Regions from separate parts of the Homo sapiens genome. Here region 1 is linked to region 2. Evidence: chromatin loops called from intact Hi-C (ENCODE). Cell type or tissue: PC-9. All regions are shown on one strand.

Region 1 (8,000 bases), 240 kb before region 2:
AGATTATTGATTTAGTATGGTAGGAGGTCAGTGCTGGTTTTTCAGATGTTTCTGTGAGAGAGGCTGGGATGGCAACCTGATTAGAAGGAGTAAGGTATTTGTCTTGAAGCTATATTTAAATAGCAAATACACTTTTTTTAAAAGTAGATCTTATGTCTGTTTATGGTGACATGAGGGGCTAATGAAGCTTAATGTATAGAGGCCCCAACCACTCTTCTCAGTATGCCCCCTAGCCCCACATCCCCCTGCACTGCCACCATAAAGAGTACTGGAGGAGTGTGAGGCTGGAATGACATGTGAAGTGCTGAAGACTTGACTGTGGCCATTACAGTGGAGTTGAAAAGAAAGATTGTAATTGGGAGAGATTCAGACTGTAGAACTGACAAGGTTTGTCTGTTGAATTGTATACGACCTTGAGGGAGAACCTCAACCACTAGTTCTTGTGCTTTGCAGAACCTTTTCAATGCTATACCGTACATATCACAGGTGGACTATGGAGGTTATTTAGATTATACATAATGATGTTTTCCTCTGGAAAAAGCTCCAATGTGTAAAAGTACCCAGCATAGTTCTTGTAACATTGGTTTGCCAAATACAGGGGAGGCTAAATGTTTATAGAAACCACATTAATTAACAGTGTATTCTTCAAGATATGACAGTCATGGATTAAAGGGTTTCATAATGAGATTGTTTAACTGAAATATAAATATCTTTAAATTTTGATAAAATGATTCAAAGATAAATTCAGCAAAGCTGATAGTTTTTAAAAAATTAACCATTATGGTACAGTGCTTAAGCACACAAATTCTGTATGAGGTCAGACTGAGTTTAAAATCTGACTTTGCCACTGACTAGCTGTGTGCCTTAGCTTCCTTGTTTGTAACATGGAGATAATAATAGTACCAACCTGAAAGGGTTGCTGTGAGAATTAAATAGATTGGGATGTGAAAAGTGCTTAAACCTGTGGCTGGCATTTAGTAAACACCATATATGTCTTCACTATGTTCAATATGGAAATTCATGTATCTGTATTAATATAGATTTATGTTTTTCCAATACAACAGACTTTTCAAACTTTTAAACATGTCCTATGTTTCATTTAACTATTTTTTACTTTCATGGGACTCACAAATACACTTTATGTTTGAGGAATAACCATCTTGACCTGTTGTTCTGATCTCTTTATTTTACTTATGCACCCTGCTGAACCAGAATTCAAGTCCTATAAATATACAAGAGATTTCTTTTATTCTTACTACCCAGTACTGGTAAAAGCCCAAAGAAACTCTCATCTTTCTTATCTAGGGCTTGTAAACCCATTTTAATTTGAAAAATGAGTTGACTAGAATAGTATTCCATAATTTCTCGACCATTCAAGCACCACTAGTTTTTAAAGTGTTATGAAAGTCAGTCTTTGGGTGTCTACATATTTTATAACTTGGATTTAGCAAAATCTGTATCATCATCAATTTCTCTAACAGGATTTTGCTCTTAGATATATAGAAATGTTGAAGAAATTAACTTCAACAGTAATGAAACAGACTGCTTAAATTTTGAAAAATAAAGATGAAATTGAAATGGGAATTCTAGTCCCTATTAGTTTGTACAGGTAGGGAAGAGAAGAGGCCAAAATTGGAAATACAGGAAGTGAAGGTGAAAGTTTGAAGTCTTGCTTTAATATAATGTTGCTGGTCAAAACCCATTACAACAGAAATCTCTGTAAATCAAAAAGATGTCTGTTCCCTAACCAGTACCCTACTAATTTTGAGTATTATTCAATATGAAATAATTCCAGAACTAAAATATAATTGGAGCAAGCTCTTAAAGTTGATTATAACTGGATTGACCTGCATGAAGGCTATATCCCAGAAGAGTGATCTATTATTTTTCAGCTTTGACTTTTTTTACGTCTTATTTTTTTAATAAAGTATAATTTTAATTTGGAGCTTTTTAAGTGCATCTGAGTTATGGTTCACTCATGTTTGCAATTAAAGGTAATTTTTCTCTCGCAGAATTTCTTCTTAATTTCTTACAACAGTTTCCTTAATGTATTAAAAGAACACTGGATTAGGAGTTAGAAAACTCTAACCAAAGCTCTGTCCTTAACTTGCGTGACCTTGAACAAATCAATAAACTTCTCCTGATCACAGTCTCTTCATCTTTATGAGGAATTAAAATTAGATAGTATATTTAGTTCTTAAATTCTGTGATTTTATTAACTGTCACTTGTTTTTACTTTTGACTTTAGGTTAATCAGATCTTAAAACTCAGTACTAACTAATGCTGGGAACTTATACAGAGAAGTCTGCTGAGTTGTGGTGGGAGGACACAGTTTCCATGTTTGAACATTAGAATTCCTTGCCTCTTAATCAAGACTGAAGCATTATCTGAGGAGGAATCAGGAAGCCCAATTTTATACATAGTTTTAATGCTAGATAAAAATTAAGTGTAATTGTAGCTTAGACTAGATATCATGATAGCTTTCAGCCAAGTGAGGGTGAAATAAATAAAATTTGTCTAAATAGTACTAATTAGAGTGATAAATTATACTTTTTTTCTACCCTCATACATATAATTTGTGGTTGTGATTCTTATTTGACATTATTGGCATATTTAATAGTTTCCATGAATTGAAGAGTCACATGGCTGTAGCTTATAAATATATCATAGTTTTCTAATGTAGCAATTAGAAGTCTTAGAGATATTTTGCAAATGGTGTTAGAAAGTCATTGATTATCATCTGTATAACTAGAACTCCATGAATCAGCGGCTTATGGCTCCAGAGCTTAACACAGTGCCTGGCACTTAATAAATATATGTTAAATGAATCAGTAAACATTTGGAATGTTTATGTGTAGGTGAAGTCATAGCTGTAAGAGAGTACAAATTTATTTGAAACTCCTTTATATGGGAAGATTAAAAGTGAAGTTCATAGTTTGGTTTACTTTTGAATTTATTGTCTGACAATTTTTTCTCACTTTATTGCATTAATACAATACAGGGGATGTCATAGGTATAAATCACATTGTAGCTAAACAAAAAACAAAAGTGGCAACAGATTCAATGCATGTTATCCAGAATTGCTTTTACCTTTTCTTGCAAACAGTTTTGAGTTTTGGTAGTAAACTGTTTGAGGCGGTGAATAAGTACGTAGTATACTTAGCATAAGACTTAAGAACTCTGGCCCTTTTGATCACTTCTTTGCAGCAAATTATTGTTTGTTGTGCTTTAAAGTCTCCATTTGTAAAGAGGAAATACTACAGATACACATTAAAGCCACATCCATCAGTAACAAGTACTTATTCAATTTGAGCTGGCAATAGTTCATTAATAGAACTGATGTACTTAAAAGATAATCAGAATCGTCAGTGTGCTGTTCACTTACTGAATGCATTGACTTTCTATATTAGTTCTTCAGAATCTTTTTTGGGTCATGAAAAATATGGACAACCTACATAGTGCTTTGATAAAAGTTATGACCTTCTTTTCCAGAAAAGACATATATGCATCTACACATGTTTTCATATAATTTCAAGAAATTTTTTGTTAAGTCTTCTGAAACTCTTCAAAGGGGGTTCTTTGACCACATATTCAGGACCTCTGTTCTAAAAGATGCACATGAACCCAATCTAAAACTCGGATCAGAACACCGTGTTTCTGATTTCTGTATTGGTGTCCCTAAAGGAATTCTCTCCCTTGTGTTCAGATTAATGCCCTCAGTTCTCCAGTTTCACCATTCTTACCCAACATCTGACCTAACTTTATCTTACCTAATTTCTTTGATTATATTAAAATGCCGAGGAGAGGATTTTTTTTAAAGAAATAGAAAAAAGGACATACAAATTTCAACCCGTAATTCACAAAATAATTTGCAATTAGTTGATTAAATGGTATCCACTTTTTCCAGTAGATGGCACTAGGTTTACATTCTTTCATAGCATGAATGATTATTGATATTAGCACATAGGTGCATTGTGAAAACTTAAACAAAAGTATATAAGGAATAGCCAGTTAAGAACATATGGATTTATAATCCACAAATTTTTCTGCTTATATTATGTTCAAACAATATTTGTAGAGCACAAAACCTTTTTCCATTTTCAATAAGATTCTGACTCCCTTATGCTTGGCCATCTCATTGAAATTGTCTTTCATGTGTAGACTTTCTATAAACTGAAACAAGTTTTCATAAATTATCTTGTATCCAAATAGCTGATTTAACAGTCATTTATAGTTTTATATGCAGCTAAATTTTCTTCAGCAGACCACCCAAGAATTAAAGAAAATTTCACATTTTGTTTTGCTGTGTTTTGAATTTTTATAGAATCTTGAAAATGTTATTAGTTTAGCATGTTGACTGTTAAGCATGAATCGATTTTTGCATGAATGAAAATATTTTAGAAAACTAAGAAAAATTATATTTAAAATGTTGATTAAATGAGTACTCTGATGCAGCTATATTTTTCTAAAACAAACTGTTTTAGTAGCCCTATAATATAATAAAGTTTTAGTTAATGTTGAAAAGTTGCTGTGCAGCATCTAATTACCAGATGAACTTTTAATTATCTGTGACAATGGATATTAGTTAAGGCTAAATTGTTATACAACAATAAGACTGTATGAATAAGATGTTGGGCATATGGTTTGTTAAGTGTGGATTCTCTTGATTTTCTGGTAAATATGGAATAAATTCTTTATATACCTTAAGAATTATAAAATACATAACACCTAGTAACAAGAGAGTTTAAATAGGCATGAAAAAAACAATTAAATCTTAGTTTTGTTTGAGAAATTCATTAGTTAACAATGACTGTACAGTGTGTAAAACATAAATTCTGAAAACAAATGATAATTCTACAGGGTTAGAATATCTAGACAATATGCACTTTGGAGGAATCATATAGGCAATTAGATGCTTATTTATCTAAACATATTCACAATAATGTTATGTGACAGATTGTAGAAGGATTTATTAAAATGAGCTAACTCTTGCTCTCAACAAACACAAGTTTAATGAAGGAATGAGCCATGAATGACAGCTCACAGATTCAGTAATATTGTGGGTAGATATTTGATGAATTTTTACTATCATCCTTTCCTAGTTTACAATTTCATCCTAAACATTTTATTTAGAGATTGAATTTCTCATAACTGCTTCTGCTAGGTATACTGTAATTTAACATTCTTTAAAATAGATTGTATTAAGATGCAACGATAAATTATCTGAAATTACCTTTTGTGCCTTTGCATTTGAAATCAACGATTTACTTGAAAATTTTAAATCCTTATTTCATTTATTTCAATTTCCTATATATTTTTATTTTTTAAAACATTTAGTATATTTACGCTTGTATTAGTAATTTAAAAATGCGTGTTATAAAAAATACACCATGAGGCCTGGCGCGGTGGTCGTACCTGTAATCCAGGCACTTTGAGAGGCCGAGGTGGGCAGATCACTTGAGGCCAGGAGTTTGAGACCAGCCTGGCCAACATAGTGAAACCCTGTCTCTACTAAAAATACAATAATTAGCCGGGCCTGGTGGTGCGCCTGTAATCCCAGCTACCCAGGAGGCTGAAGCAGGAGAATCGCTTAAGCCCAGGAGGCAGAGGTTGCAGTGAGCCGGGATCGTATGATTGCACTCCAGCCTGGGCTACAGGGTGAGACTCTGTCTCCATCTCAAAAAAAAAAAAAAAAAAAACCCATGAAATGACAAAAGATATCAGTTATTTAGATGGTTAATAAGAGATATACTTTTATAGAGTTTAAATTTATGTATTAACTTTTATGATAAGCATTTCTTTCAGTACTAGATGTATTTATTATATTGAGCCACATAGTTGCAAGGAAGGAATGGAATGTTAATTTTTATCACTAGAGTATTTGAATTTGAGGCAAGCAAAGAAAATTCAGAATCCTGTAACTATAGCTTTGTAGGATTTTGTTTTGTTGCAGAAATACATGTTAGCGCAGAAAGATAAAACTGTTTATATTATATTCCACTTGATTAATGTTTTAATCTTCCTTCTGCAAATTTTAGATAATCTCACAGCAAATTTCAGAGCTTCTCATCATATTATTGGTATTGATGAAGAAAGAGATTAGACACTGATCTGTATTTACTAGTTTGTTTCTACCACCAACTTGCTTTCTGGCCCCAGGAATCTTTGTTTTGTACCTTTTATTCCTATTCTGCATCTGTAAACTGAGAATTTTGTAACATTCTTGTCAAATCTTTTATAAAAGATATGACCTTCAGGTGAGGGTTATTGTATTATATTATATTATATTACATATTAGCTGACATTTTCCAAAAGTTTGTTCTGTGCAATTTAAGTGCCTTGTTGTAAGGGAGAAGAAATTGGGGAAAAAAAGATGGGGGTGGAAGGGAGGACGCCAAAAAGTCTGGGAAATGTCATGGGTTTGATCAGGCAAAATCTGTTTCAGTTATGGAAAGTCCTTGGTTCCTGCAAAGCAAGCTCCAGAAAGGTAGAAATTTTTGTCTGTTTAGTTCACTGTTACAATTCAGCAACTACAGTTGTGTCTATCACATAATAGGTGTTCAATAAATATTTGTTGGATGAATGAATGCTTGTGAATAAGTAACATCATCTTATATATCAAAATAATGTCACATTACAAGTAATGTGATCTCTGCTCTTAAGGGATCTACATTCTGGTGAGAAAGATGGCCACCTCAGGTTCAAATTTTATTATCTATAGGATGAAAGGAGTTATATACTTGAAGGTTTGACGATTCTATATGAACACTTTCTCTTTTGTTTTACCATTGAGGCAGGGAGTAGAAGAAGTGAGAAGCATTGTGCTTCTTTCCTCCCAGAATGTCAGACTGGATTCTCGGAATAGGATTTCAAGCAATGACAGTTCTTCTGAAGGATATTGAAGGAATGTGTAGATGTAATTAGTGGGAGGTGGTAGGAGTGGAGGATGAGAAGATGGGGGTAGGGGTGGATTGTGGGCACATGGGTTAGCAATAGATAGGTATGGTAGAGTGCAACCAAGCATGGGTTCAAGAGAGAAACAGAATGGACAAATAAACTAAAGGAGGAAGGCTGCAGACAAGAGAACCTGGCTGTCATTAACCAGGTATGCAACCATGAGTAGTAACTTTTTTGGGCCCTGATTTCCTTTTGAGGGCTTTGGACTAGAAATTCATCATTTCCCAAATTATAATCTGAGGGACACTAATTCTACTAACTTTCCCTTGTAAAATGGATCTCATCATGAAATTGAGAAACCCTACATACTACCCTATTGCATAAATTCTAAGATGCACTGCTTTTACCATTTTACCATCTTGGTAATCTGGATGCAGCTTAAAAATCATTGTGACAAGAATGTATTATAGTTTGGCCACTTTCTCCCCGCCTTTTTAGTGGAGCATAAAATAATGGGGTATCAAATGACCACATATTTAATAGTGCACATCAGCATAAGAAAATCTCTGAGAAGGTCTTCAAGAAACCCATGTCACCTAGATTTGCCTAATCTGATTTGACAGTGGAACCTTTCCCTTCTCACTCTGCAAGAGGAATAACATGTTAGCATTTTTTTCAGAGCCAGTGTTTTAGAGAATGCATTTTGAGGAATGCTGGATCAGGTAATCTTATAGTCTTAAATCCAGAGAATTAATCAAATATTAGTTATAATAAAAGAGTTGAATGTGAAACCCTAGAGAGGTAACATAGGATTCAGAGTAGCAATCTGAATTACTGAATTAATGTTTTTACTCTATCATTATTTATGTTTAAAATTTCACTGATTTATTAAGCAAATGTTATTGTTGCTGTTTTTAAACTAATTTCTAAGAAACATAGCCAAGATCATTATTTAGAAAACATCTTTTAGAAAGAAGATTTAAATAGCAATAATTAAAGTGGAGAATTGAGTAAGTATTTAAATACAACATATACCCGTTTAGTCCTTCCTTTTTCTCAGCCACATTACTAGGTGCTGAGGATGCAAAGATGACTAAAATATG
Region 2 (8,000 bases):
GTTGATGCAGTTTCTTCCTAGTCTCGATGGTCTTTACATTTTGGCATGATTTTGCAGCGGCTGGTACCGGTTTTTCCTTTCCATATTTAGTGCTTCCTTCAGGAGCTCTTTTAGGGCAGGCCTGGTGGTGACAAAATCTCTCAGCATTTGCTTGTCTGTAAAGGATTTTATTTCTCCTTCACTTATGAAGCTTAGTTTGGCTGGATATGGAATTCTGGGTTGAAAATTCTTTTCTTTAAGAATGTTGAATATTGGCCCCCACTCTCTTCTGGCTTGTAGAGTTTCTGCTGAGAGATCCGCTGTTAGTCTGATGGGCTTCCCTTTGAGGGTAACCCGACCTTTCTCTCTGGCTGCCCTTAACATTTTTTCCTTCATTTCAACTTTGGTGAATCTGACAATTATGTGTCTTGGTGTTGCTCTTCTCAAGGAGTATCTTTGTGGCATTCTCTGTATTTCCTGAATCTGAATGTTGGCCTGCCTTGCTAGATTGGGGAAGTTCTCCTGGATAATATCCTGCAGAGTGTTTTCCAACTTGGTTCCATTCTCCCTGTCACTTTCAGGTACACCAATCAGACGTAGATTTGGTCTTTTCACATAGTCCCATATTTCTTGGAGGCTTTGCTTCTTCCTTTTTATTCTTTTTTCTCTAAACTTCCCTTCTCACTTCATTTCATTCATTTCATCTTCCATCGCTGATACCCTTTCTTCCAGTTGATCACATCAGCTCCTGAGGCTTCTGCATTCTTCACATAGTTCTCGAGCCTTGGTTTTCAGCTCCATCAGCTCCTTTAAGCACTTCTCTGTATTGTTTATTGTAGTTATACATTCTTCTAAATTTTTTTCAAAATGTTCAACTTCTTTGCCTTTGGTTTGAATGTCCTCCCGTAGCTCGGAGTAATTTGATTGTCTGAAGCCTTCTTCTCTCAGCTCGTCAAAGTCATTCTCCATCCAGCTTTGTTCCATTGCTGGTGAGGAACTGCGTTCCTTTGGAGGAGGAGAGGTGCTCTGCTTTTTAGAGTTTCCAGTTTTTCTGCTCTGTTTTTTCCCCATCTTTGTGGTTTTATCTACTTTTGGTCTTTGATGATGGTGATGTACAGATGGGTTTTTGGTGTGGATGTCCTTTCTGTTTGTTAGTTTTCCTTCTAACAGACAGGACCCTCAGCTGCAGGTCTGTTGGAGTACCCAGCCGGGTGAGGTGTCAGTCTGCCCCTGCTGGGGGGTGCCTCCCAGTTAGGCTGCTCGGGGGTCAGGGGTCAGGGACCCACTTGAGGAGGCAGTCTGCCTGTGCTGGGAGAACCACTGCTCTCTTCAAAGCTGTCAGACAGGGACATTTAAGTCTGCAGAGGTTACTGCTTTTTGTTTGTCTGTGCCCTGCCCCCAGAGGTGGAGCCTACAGAGGCAGGCAGGCCTCCTTGAGCTGTGGTGGGCTCCACCCAGTTCGAGCTTCCAGGCTGCTTTGTTTACCTAAGCAAGCCTGGGCAATGGTGGGTGCCCCTCCCCCAGCCTCGCTGCCACCTTGCAGTTTGATCTCAGACTGCTGTGCTAGCAATCAGTGAGACTCCGTGGGCGTAGGACCCTCTGAGCCAGATGCAGGATATAATCTCCTGGTGCGCCGTTTTTTTTTTTTTGTTGTTTGTTTTTTTTTTTTTTTGAGATGGAGTCTCGCTCTGTCGCCCAGGCTGGAGTGCAGTGGCGGGATCTCGGCTCACTGCAAGCTCTGCCTCCCAGGTTCACGCCATTCTCCTGCCTCAGCCTCCCAAGTAGCTGGGACTACAGGCGCCCGCCACTACGCCCGGCTAATTTTTTGTATTTTTAGTAGAGACGGGGTTTCACCATTTTAGCCGGGATGGTCTCGATCTCCTGACCTCGTGATCCGCCCGCCTCGGCCTCCCAAAGTGCTGGGATTACAGGCGTGAGCCACCGCGCCCGGCCCGGTGCGCCAGTTTTTAAGCCCGTTGGAAAAGCGCAGTATTCGGGAGTGACCCGATTTTCCAGGTGCCGTCTGTCACCACTTTCTTTGACTAGGAAAGGGAACTCCCTGACCCCTTGGGCTTCCTGAGAGAGGCAAAGCCTCGCCCTGCTTCGGCTCGCGCATGGTGCGTGCACCCACTGACCTGTGCCCACTGTCTGGCACTCCCTAGTGAGATGAACCTGGTACCTCAGATGGAAATGCAGAAATCACCCATCTTCTGCATCGCTCACGCTGGGAGCTGTAGGCTGGAGCTGTTCCTATTTGGCCATCTTGGCTCCTCCCACACAATGTTTTTTAAACAGTTTTTTTTTTAAAGAAAGTACATGTAGGCATGAGAAGACAGCATCTTAGGACAGTAAAGTAAAACAGGGTTAAGAGATTGGCTAGATACCAGGAAAAAGAAGTTCTAACAGAGACAGCAAGGGATAGGAAAGAAAACAAGGAAGGGAGAAAGGAAAACAGTGAGAAAGGAGGGAGCAAATTATGGGCAGACCAGAATTCAGCACAGGAAGGGCCAGGTATGCAAGTTTGAAAAATGCACCATGGGACTTGACTGTGTAGTGAAGACTGAGACCCGCTACTCTAGGACGTTGAGGAGGAAGCTTCATAGAATGCTCTGCTGCTTCCTGTCCTGTTACCCAATCAGGAAAGGGGAGGGGATCAGGGGTGGTGAGAAGGGAATAAGGGCAGGAATTATGAGAAAACTGAAACATGGAAAGGTAAATCAACTTGTGAAGAAAGGTCTCTTGGCTCGTTGCTGGCAACACTGGATCTAGAACTCCGCTTTCAGGGTGTCCGAATTCGTTCTCAATACTTCTCCACCCCTGTCTGCCAGTTTCTCTCTGTACTTGGAGACCTAAATACAAAAACTGGCTCCAGAATTTGAAATCTATGCCTTAGCTTTTTTAGGGTGACCATAAGTTGAGGGAGGAACAAGGATGCTGGTCAAAGTTCCCATCAGTGACCTGCGGAAAATTGGAAAATATCAGGTACCACCACTTCCTCCCTTCCCACAAGTCTTCTAGACCTCTCTCTCTTTGCAAAGAGTCGTCAGAGAAGGTTCCAAGCCAACTGCTTAATGAATTAATAGCCCTTATTCCACTGTACAAAATGTAAGAGAAAGAATCCATTAGTAATTAGTCTAGTTCATGTTTCTAGAAGCGCTATTTTCTTCCCATGACAAAACTTCAAAACACCAGAGAAAATAAGTAGGAAGGTCTCTGTGGTTATGCACTTTAAGTGAATGATGACAATTTTGAGATACGTGCCAAAATAGGAGAGTCTTCATTTTCCTCATACCTGTTAAGGTAGTGGTCTGGACTTGTTCACGCCTACACCTGAAGCAGAGGGACGGCCTGTCGGAGCTCAGTCAAGTAGGCGAGTGCTCTTTGTTCCCCCGTGGCCTCTGAAGTTACTCTAGAGCTATGCAGCTCAAGGCCAGCAGATGGCGCGTGGCGTCAGGCTGCGAGATAGCGCCGAGACAGCATGGACGCCGGGAGCCTGGGAAAGCCAACTGTACCACAGGAGTCTAAACTGTAGCTAGGAATAGAAGTACGCTCATTTTAGCTATTAGAAGGTTTGCCTGATACTCTGGCTCTTTATTTCGAGGATGTCTAGCTCACCTGTGATATAACTCAGACCCCATTTCACTCATTTCTTAAACTAGGAATGGGTAAGTCTCACCATTCTTCTCTGCTTGTTTAGGACACTCTTGAGAACCTCCTAAAATGCTGTGGAATGGAACAGCGGGACAGACCAGAAGTACATTCTGGGGAGAAGAGAATAAAAACACCATTCCTTGAGAGTGGAAGTGTCAGAGGCGTTCAAACCAGAGCGACTCCATCTTGAGTAGGGGCTCGGTAAAATGAGAATGAGACCTGCTGGGCAGCATTCCCAGGAGGTTAGACATTCTTAGCCACAGGATGAGATAGGAGGTCGGCAGGATTGATATCACAAGATACGGGTCATAAAGACCCTGGTGATAAAACAGGATGCCATAAAGAAGCCGGCCAAAACCAAGATGGTGATGAAAGTGACCTCTGGTCATCCTCACTGCTCATTGTACGTTAATTATAATGCATTAGCAGGCTAATAGACACTCTCAGCAGTGCCATGACAGTTTACAAATGCCATGGCAACACCCAAGTTACCTTATATGGTCTAAAAAGGGGAGGAACCCTCAGTTTTGGGAACCTCCCCTTTCCCAGAAAACTTATGAATAATCTACCCCTTGTTTAGCATATGATCAAGAAATAACCATAAAAATGTCCAACCAGCAGCCCTCAGGGCTCTCTGTCTATGGGGTAGCCATCCTTTTGTTTCTTTACTTCTCTGATAAACTTGCTTTCACTTTATGGACTCCTGAATTCTTTCTTGCACAAGATCCAAGAACCCTCTCTTGGGGTCTGGATCAGGATCCCTTTCCAGTAACAGAAGCAGATGATCATACAATCCACTTTATTGTCCTTCCCCAGCCCACAATCGAGTTTCCTGGAATCATAGTACAGTTTCCTAGAAGGCCTACTGCTGGCATATAGTTAGAGATAGCTGACAACATCTCTTAGGTTTTGAAAATAGATTACTTGTACACTTATCAAGCAGATTTTAACTTAATCTAATTGTTTTCAGTCCAGCACCTTGGCCTGGTGTCACTGAGCCTGGAACTTCTCTAGAGAATAAACTTCAAGTTTTCTAAGGGAAGAGGGGAGGAGAACAGAAGGGTGGAGGGATAATTGTCTGGCTGTATGGGGGTGGATGAGGGAACCTAGAGGTTAAACTGCTCTGCCTTCCAGAGACCTTCAACCAAACCAAGTTTCAGCCCCATGCTTCAGCCTCATTTTCTATAGTACTTAGTGCCTCTAAGGCCTGAATCTTTCTGGGGCTCTAAAGGGAAAATTGTCTTTTTTTTTTTTAAAAAAAATCAATATTTTCTTTAGCAGATACCTGTCATTCTGTTAAACCCCTGCTGTACATTTTCTTTGTTTCCCACATTGTGAGTTTTATTTTTCCAGGGCAGAATTTCCCAGCATCTCTTCCAGCTCCCAGGGAGAAGGTCTGGGACCTATGTTCTACCAACCAAATACACTCTCATGAAGCTCTCATTTGGAAGTCAGCAACATGCAGACACAGACTGGGTTCTGAGCATCTATGGTGCAGATGAAGATGATGGCAGGAGCTGTGGAGGCAGTAGAATCCTCATCAAGCCACTTCTGTGTGAGATGCCGGGCTGTGTTCCTATGAGCTTAGCCTTGAGCTTCTTTTTTGCCAGACCTCCCAATGAATCACCGAGCACCTAATAACTCCCAGTAATTTCCTTTTATGCTCAAACCAGCCCAAATGGTTTCTATAGTTTGCAACTAAAGGGGAAAAAAAGGAAGAAAGAAAAGAGACTAATTAATTTCATCCATGAAAGTAGGGTCAATCTAAAATCTATAAGAATCAAAAATGCAGAATTGGGCTCAATGCAGGCAGGAAGACAGAAGGCAAAATGTATTTTGTTATGTACAAAGTACTATATATGGTACAACTTGCCAATACTACCTTCCCAAGGCAGGTGTTATTTGACTGTGGCCACAACCCAATATGGAGAGAAGCTCCATGACATGGAGCACTGAAACACTGACAAGGCCAACTGCTTCTTTATCTGCACCAAAGAAGCAGAAATAGTGACTTCAAAGTAGCAACCTTAGCCAGAAAGACCCTAAGTCCTTCTCCCATTATTATTATCATTATTATTATTACTATCATTTTGTAAGGCATGCCCACTGGGCCCTCTCCCATTATTTAAGGATTATCTGCAAGACACCTTGGACCCATTAAAAAAGTTCAGATTCAGGGGAGTGTTTCCCATGAGAAGCTATGATTTCAAATTGTCTCAAAGAAGTAGCCATTGAAGAAGAACTAGAAAAGGATAGATCAGTGATGTTGGAAGTAAAGGGGGAAGGATCTTCAGGTTTAAAGACTGTGGACACAGCATCTTTGGCTGTGTCTACACACATATGCAATTGATAGGAAGCAAATAGAACAGAAGCCAACTAAGATTTTTAGGAAACCACATTGTCAAAGACACCTCAAGCCTGCCTGAAAACAGTGTATAATTTTTATTTTTAAAACAAATTCCAGGCCTCTAGACCTGCAGTAGCATGAAGAGGTCTGAGGAAGCTGTGCGTCCCTCAAGAAAGCAATTCTTTATTGCCCATCAAAGATGAATCCATAGGGGATCATTAACAAGGAGATCATCCCAGAGAGCAGCTTCTAGAATCACCAACCAAGTAAGTCTCATTGCTATCCCTATACACCAAGGTTTGCTATTTGCTACTCATTCACAACTGTTGAGTGTTTCCCATTCTTCTATGTTTTAAACTGAAAGTTTAAAAAAAATTCTTGGTTATCCCGTTTCTTCTTTACATTTGCATAATGGGGAGTGGGTGTTGGGAGATAGCTTGTCTTTGAGCTTTGGGCTTTTAGTAGCAATAGTTTTTTTTAACAATTAGCATTACCGTTACTATTTAAGACAGAAGATTTGTCAGAAGAACAAAGACCTCAAAATGAGAAGGAATGTGTTCTGGACTTAAAACATTGCTCAGGTATCTTAGCAAGGACTGAGACCTTGGAGGTCTCCAAATACCAGTAAGAATCATTGTGTTATCCTCTTTCTCACATGTTGGATTTTTTTTTTTTTTTTTACTTGTGATTGATGAACTGGGAGAAAGGAAGTGGTCTAGAAAGGGTGAGAGTGGGTGGGTAGATAGGATACAGGTGGCCTCACCTGGAGAGTGGTCACCTGTGAACAGAAGCCATGTTGAACTCCCTGCACTGCCTCTTCTTCTCTGTTCCTTGCAATGACCTTTAGCTGGACTCAGTCAAAACGGCGCTGTCCTTCCCCTTCCCAACCTAAAGCTTATAGTGCAGTTAATCTAGAGGTCAGCTGAAGTGCAGATTCAAGTGGCTCAAACCCCTTTGCAGTATAGGGAAGGAGTCTGGAATAGGGAAAGGATGGGTTGGGGGTGAAGATGGGAGTTGCTCATGGCTTCCCTAATTAGCTCTGATTCAGAGCTCAGACTTCTGTTATCATTTCCTACCCACAAGTGCTGTCTTATTCCTTTGGTTTCCTTCATTTCTATTCAGCCTCATGAAATAAAGAAATAAAGAAAACAAACAAGTAAATAAAAACAAGATCTTTATGGATGTGGCAGAAAGCTTTGCAAGCCAAGAAAGTCTTCTATCCAGGTGATGCAAATAACTGTAAAACTTCAGACTTCTTGAACTACAAAGATGAACTCTGCCAACCCAAGTTCTAGTACTTCCTCTACTCCCAGCCTGACCCCCACTGTTTCTTGGTTTCCTCACTCCTTCTCTTTCTGTTTGACTCTTGAGAGTAATAAACTCAGCCAAGTCCTACTACTTGAGCCCATATTTAAATGCAGAACAATTTGGCCTTCAGTTTATTCTTCCCCCTTCTTCCAGACTCTGGTCTGATTTATCTTTTTATACTCTATAGCCTATTAGGGTTTTATAATAAAGGCTATCCTTCTCTAAGATTTCCAATGTAGCTATTATCCTTTAACCCTTCTGCACAGTTAACAAAACCAGTTGTTACTTTTTTTGGTGGGGGGTGGGGGTGGTTGTTTAGCATTTAGTGATTATTAAAATGACTACTGTTTCAGCAAAAAGTATTCATAAAAAAACTCAAAAAATTCAGAAAAGTACAAAGGAGAAATTGAATAATCTGTAGCATCTCAAACTCAGTATATGTCTAAGGACAGTCTCTGTTCTCCCCTGGTCTTATTCACGCCCTTCAAGCCCTTCTCTCTAATCAAGGAACAATTGGCTTGACTTTTCTAGCTTACCTCACTTAATTTTAGAGAAATATATATCCTGTTTGAGATCCAAAGAGGCATTTGTCAGCATTAAGGGTCTCCCTTATCTCCATCCATGCTCACAATATTTGGCAGGTATACTTCAGAGTTTGTGGTTTGGGATTATAGCTGTTTCCTCACTTCATTCATGATAGGGAGATGTTTTGTCC

What was found. Peaks named below come from ENCODE experiments on the same cell type or tissue, not always from the same donor. Only the 100,000 strongest peaks of a DNase experiment are listed, where the experiment ranks them.
Region 1: a loop joins it to region 2, with 7 times the contacts of the local background. A loop is called at or near these places in 11 of 110 quality-filtered maps.

The regions. Positions count from the first base shown.
Region 1 is chr12:65,309,995-65,317,994 of GRCh38, forward strand. All of the region lies in intron 2 of MSRB3 (methionine sulfoxide reductase B3), which reads left to right. Among named protein-coding and RNA genes, the nearest start is that of MSRB3, 35 kb to the left of the region's middle. In PC-9, a CTCF peak has its summit at 3,915 (motif pointing right); no DNase peak of the experiment used is centred here.
Region 2 is chr12:65,553,487-65,561,486 of GRCh38, forward strand. The region is part of intron 2 of MSRB3-AS1 (MSRB3 antisense RNA 1); the gene reads right to left. LOC105369187 (a long non-coding RNA gene) reads right to left here and starts at 3,825. Exons shown (of 3, transcript NR_135033.1): 1 at 3,595-3,825; 2 at 3,272-3,511. LOC105369808 (a long non-coding RNA gene) reads left to right here and starts at 3,426. Exons shown (of 4, transcript XR_945035.3): 1 at 3,426-3,644; 2 at 4,984-5,185; 3 at 6,095-6,243; 4 at 6,486-7,512. RefSeq lists an enhancer at 2,780-3,979. In PC-9, CTCF peaks have their summits at 3,410 (motif pointing right) and 3,612; a DNase peak (open chromatin) is centred at 3,425.